2 separate regions of the Homo sapiens genome follow, and region 1 is linked to region 2. A link is a loop called in an ENCODE intact Hi-C map of the cell type or tissue named here. Cell type or tissue: IMR-90. All regions are shown on one strand. Links, peaks and the distances in the headings refer to the core of each region. The heading gives the core; the rest is flanking DNA.

Region 1 (2,935 bases), core at 209-2,708, 350 kb after region 2:
ATCATATTAAATGTGTTTGCAAAATTACCTGTCCCAGATATTTGTTCATCCTTTGTTTCTGTGGCCATATTCGGAACAGAATCTTCCTTGTCACTTGTAGCCTGAATGGAATTTGAAACAGAACAGTCAATAAATAAAGTATATTTCATAGACTATACAGTTAATAGTTCAAAATACAAAAGAGAGTTTAATTACCTTCAAGGATGGTTGTTTATGAGAAGACACTGAAAAGCAAAAGGGATACATAATCACTCATACATAAATATGATAAAGTTATCCATACATTCATACAGTGTTAGCATCAACCTCTGTCCTCCTGCCTGTAATAGTGTAGGCTTTGATGGCTTCTACTTTGTGTCTGGGGACAAGAACATGACAGAAATACACTGAAAAAAGGGAATACAGGCTCCATGAAATATATCCTTACAATTTCAAACATGGTATGATTTGTCATATGTCGAAAACTAAAATAAAGCCCTGTCAATATCAATGTCGATATGCCGAGTGATGAGGACAAAGTGATCTAAAATCAGAGGAGCAACTCATACACGTGAGAATCAATGTCAAAGCAGGTGCTACATGATCCCACATGTCTTTCATGTAAGAAATCAAAAGGATTTACACCATTATACTACAAACATTCATCATGCTCTTTAATTTGCCCGATAACTGAGAAGGCACAGAATTACGACGACATTTCAGTTGAACGTACACTTCACATCCCTTCAGTGGAAGTGTCCTAAATTGATCACCTTGGATATCTGCTTGCTGATACCTAGTAGATAACATTCATTATCTCTCACACGCACGTGGTGCAATAATTTGCCTAAGTTTCTTGTATCCACTAGTTTAGACTTCTGAAAATTTCTTCATCCACTCTTGGCACCAAAGGATAATATATTAGCCTCAATAAAGATATCATCAATTATCAACTATGACATATTTCTTCAAAGTAAAACTGCTACAAGCATTAGATATTAATCAGTTTTTCATTCAGAAATCACTGCAATATTCATTGAAAATTATAATTTTAGGAGTTAGTTAGAATTCAACATCATTTTTGTTTCTAAAATAGACTTTTTGGGAGGACCATGTTATTCTCGAAAGAAGTTTCATGAAATAGCTATTTCATCCAAGAGGTAGCCCCTTGAACAAGGAAGCAAATTTATTCATATTCAAGATTATCGCATTTTTATAACTATAATCAACAAAATATGTATCTCTGATGCCTCCTAGTAACAAAGAGGAGTAATGAGTCAGTGTGGTGTATTCCAATTACACCATTGTTTCCTGCTTCCAGTAGTTCCTGGAGCAGCCAAAATCAAATAACTTTTATGAAAATATTCCAAATGCATCTGAAGTGAGTTCACTCAGGTTTCCTCAGAAGAAACCAGAAAATTATATAAAAGAATTCCTCTTTTTCAGCCTTCCTGCCTCACAATCCATCTTCTTTAGGAAAATAGTTGCTACACCAGGGGTCTCCTTAGTTCTCCTACAGTGTCTACGGGTTGTTACAACAAGCTTTCTGTCTTTTCTTGGCAGTATGATCTGAAGTGTGTAAATTCTATACTTCCTCTCTTTCTCCTTCCACCCTTACTGAAAACAAGCTGGAGAATTAAAGCAAAATTATGTTGTTCCCCAGAGCCCCTTATGCCTTGAACTGCTCACCATATTTCTTCTTCCCAATTTCAATGTGGGGAAGTGTATAACCTTACTGCGAAGATCATGTTCCAGACCAGCAGCAACACTATCACCCACGAACTTATTTGAAATGAAGAATCTCAGGACTGCTGAATCAGAATGTGCAGCTTCAACGAGCCCCCCGCAGATTTATTCAGGGAAGAGAATTTCTTATCTACCCGGACTGAACATGACATTAAATCTCTTTTCAAAATTACCTCTCCTAGTTTTTTCTCCATCTTTTTTTCCTCTGGCTATATTCAAAAGAGAATCTTTCTCGTCTCTTGTAGCCTGAATGGAATTTGAAATGAAATAATAAATTAATAAAGTATGTTTCATAGACTATACATTTACTAGTTCACAATATAAATGACAGTTTCATTACCTTCAAGCCTGGTGGTTGCTCAAAAGACACTGAAAAGTAAAAGGGATTCATAATCACTCATATGTAAAAATGACAAAATTATCCACACATTCACGCAGTGTTAGCATCAACCTCTGTCTTCCTGCCTGTATTAGCATAGGCTTTGATGGCTTCTACTTTGTGTCTGGGGACTAGAACATGACAGAAATACGCTGAGAAAAGGGAATACAGGCTCCATGAAAAATACTCTTATAATTTCAAACAGGGTATGATTTGTTATATGCCAAAAACTAAAATAAAACCGTGTCAATATCAACGTGGATATGCTGAGTGATGAGGACAAAGTGATCTAAAATCAGAGGAGAAACTCATACACCTGAGAATCAACGTGAAAGCAGGTGCTACATGATCCCACATGTCTTTCATGCAACAAATCAAAAGGATTTACACCATTATACTACAAACATTCATCATGCTCTTTAAATTGCCCAATAACTGAGAAGGCACACAATTGCAATGATACTTCAGTTAAACTTACACTTCACATCTCTTCAGTGGAAGAGTCCTGAATTGATCACCTTGGACACCTGTTTGCTGATACCAAGTAGATAATATTCATTATCTCTCACACCCATATGGTGTAATAATCTGCCTAAGTTTCTTGTATCCACTAGTTTAGCCTTCCAAAAGTTTCTTCATCCAGTCGTGGCACCAAAGGATAATATATTAGCCTCAATAAAAATATCATCAATTATCAATTTTGACATACCTATACAAAGTAAAACTGCTACAAGCATTAGATACTGATCAGTTTCTCTTTCAGAAATCACTGCAATATTCATTGAAAATGACCATTTTAGGAGTTAATTAGAATCCAGCATAATTTTTGTT
Region 2 (2,935 bases), core at 99-2,598:
GGAGGGTCATCGTAATTGTGTGCCTTCTCATTTATTGGGCAAGTTAAAGAGCATGAAAAATGTTTGTAGTATAATGGTGTAAATCCTTTTGATTTGTTGCATGAAAGACATATGGGATCATGTAGCACCTGTTTTGACATTGATTCTCAGGTGTGTGAGTTGCTCCTCTGATTTTAGATCACATTTGTCCTCATCACTCGGCATATCCACATTGGGATTGACACGGTTTTATTTTAGCTTTCGACACATAAAAAATCATACTGTGTTTGAAATTGTAAGGGTATATTTCACGGAGCCTGTGTTCCCTTTTTTCAGGGTATTTCTGACATGTTCTGGTCCCCAGACAGAAAGTAGAAGCCATCAAAGCGTACACTAATACAGGCAGGAGGACAGAGGTTGATGCTAACACTGTGTGAATGTATGGATAACTTTATCATATTTACATGTGAGTGATTATGTATCCCTTTTGCTTTTCAGTGTCTTCTCGGAAAAAACCAGCCTTGAAGGTAATGAAACTCTCATTCATATTGTGAGCTAGTAAACGTATAGCCTATGAAACATACCTTATTTATTATTTTGTTTCAAATTCCACTCAGGCTACAAGTGATGAGAAGGATTCTTTTTCGAATATAACCAGAGGAAAAAAGGATGGAGAAATATCTAGGAAAGGTAATTTTGCGAAACACATTTAATGTCATGTTCAGTCCAGACAAGAAGTTCTCTTCCCCGAATAAATCAGTGGGGGGCTGGTCAAAGATGCACATTCTGATTCAGCAGGCCTGAGATTCTTCATTTCTAATAAGTTCTTGGGTTATGCTGATGCTACTGGTCTGGAACATGATCTTCACTGTAAGATTATACGCATCCCCACATTACAATTGGGAGGAAGAAATATGGAGAGCAGTTGAAGACATAAGGGGCTCTGGGGCCCAGCATAATTCTGCTTTAATTCGGTAGCATCTTTTCATTAAGGGTGTACGGAGAAGGAGAGGAAGTACAGATTTTACAGACGTCACATCGTAGTGCTAAAAACAGACAGAAAACTGTTCATAATAACCCATAGACACTGTAGAAGGAGAACTGAGGAGACCCCTGATGTAGCAATTATTTTCTGAATGAAGACGGATTGTGAGGCAGGAATGTGGGAAAAGAGGAAGTCATTTATATAATTTTGGGGTTACTGCTGAGGAAACCTGAGTGAACTCACTTCAGATGCATTTGGAACATTTGCATAAACAATATTTGATTTTGGCAGCTCCAGCAACTGCTGGAAGCAGGAAACAGTGGTTGAATTGGCATAAAAACAAAATGACTCATTACTCCTCTTTGTTACTATTAGGCATCAGAGATACATATTTTGTTGATTTTAGTTATAGAAATGAGATAAACTTGAATATGAATATGGTGGCTTCCTTGTTCAAGGAGCTACCTCTTGGATAAAATAGCTGTTTAATGAAACTTCTTTAGAAAATAACATGATACTGCCAACAAGGGTATTCTAGAAACAAAAATTATGTTGCATTCCAATTAAGTCCTAGAGTGATCATTTTCAATGAATATTGGAATGATTTCTGAATGTAAAACTTATTATTATCTAATGGTTGTGGCAGTTTTACTTTGTAGAAATATGTCAAAATTGATAATTGATGACATTTTTATTGAGGCTAATATATTATCCTTTGGTGCCATGAGTGGATGAAGAAACATTTGGAAGGCTAAACTAGTGGATACAAGAAACTTAAGCAAATTATTACACTACATGGGTGTGAGAGATAATGAATATTATGTACTAGGTATCAGCAAAGAGGTATCCAAGGTGATCAATGTAGGACACTTCCACTGAAGAGATGTGAAGTGTAAGTTCAACTGAAGCATCATCGCAATTGTGTGCCTTCTCAGTTATTGGGCATGTTAAAGAGCATGATGAATGTTTGTAGTATAAAGGTGTAAATCCTTTTGATTTGTTGCGTGAAAGACATGTGAGATCATGTAGCACCTGCTTTGACATTGATTCTCAGGAGTGTGAGTTGCTCCTCTGATTTTAGATCACATTTGTTCTCATCACTCGGCCTAAGACATTGATATTGATACGGTTTTATTTTAGTTTTCGACACATGAGAAATCATGCCATGTTTGAAATTATAAGGGTATATTTCATGGAGCCTGTATTCCCTTTTCTTAGTGTATTTCTGTCATGTTCTAGTCCCCAGACACAAAGTAGAAGCCATCAAAGCCTATGCTAATACAGGCAGGAGGACAGAGGTTGATGCTAACTCTGCTTGAATGTATGGATATCTTTGTCATATTTATGTATGACTGATTATGAATCCCTTTTGCTTTTCAGTGTCTTCTCAGAAACCACCAACCTTGAAGGTAATGAAACTCCCATTTATCATGTGAACGAGTTAATGTATGGTCTATGAAACATACTTTATTTATTTATTATTTCGTTTCAAATTCCATTCAGGGTACAAGTGACGAGGAAGATTCTGTTTTGGGTATAGCCAGAGAAAACAAGGATGGAGAAAAATCTAGGACAGGTAATTCTGAAAACAGATTTAATGTCATGTTCAGTCCAGATAGATAAGAAGTTCTCTTCCCCAAATAAATCAGCGGGGGGCTCATCGAAGCTGCACTTTCTGATTCAGCAGGCCGGAGATTCTTCATTTGCAGTAGGTTCTTGGGTGATGCTGATGCTGCTGGTCTGGAACATGATCTTCGCCGTAAGATTATACACTTCCACACTTTGAAGTTGGGAAGAAGATATATGGAGAGCAGTTGAAGACATAAGGGTCTCTGGGGAACAGCATAGTTTTGCTTTAATTCTCCAGCTTGTTTTCAGTAAGGGTGGAAGGAGAAAGAGAGGAAGTATCGATTTTACAGACCTCACATCATACTGCTAAAAACAGACAGAAAACTTGTTGTAATAACCCGT

The links. Hi-C counts contacts between places; a loop is a spot of excess contacts. Peaks named below come from ENCODE experiments on the same cell type or tissue, not always from the same donor. Only the 100,000 strongest peaks of a DNase experiment are listed, where the experiment ranks them.
Region 1: a loop joins it to region 2, with 33 times the contacts of the local background. A loop is called at or near these places in 5 of 110 quality-filtered maps.

What each region holds. Positions count from the first base shown.
Region 1 is chr2:97,545,638-97,548,572 of GRCh38, forward strand. ANKRD36B (ankyrin repeat domain 36B) reads right to left here. Exons shown (of 44, transcript NM_001393939.1): 21 at 2,066-2,094; 22 at 1,899-1,971; 23 at 196-224; 24 at 29-101. Among named protein-coding and RNA genes, the nearest start is that of ANKRD36B, 43 kb to the right of the region's middle. In IMR-90, for the core only: no CTCF peak of the experiment used is centred there; no DNase peak of the experiment used is centred there.
Region 2 is chr2:97,194,249-97,197,183 of GRCh38, forward strand. It overlaps ANKRD36 (ankyrin repeat domain 36), which reads left to right. Exons shown (of 76, transcript NM_001354587.1): 39 at 478-506; 40 at 597-669; 41 at 2,345-2,373; 42 at 2,468-2,540. Among named protein-coding and RNA genes, the nearest start is that of ANKRD36, 83 kb to the left of the region's middle. In IMR-90, for the core only: no CTCF peak of the experiment used is centred there; a DNase peak (open chromatin) is centred at 1,293.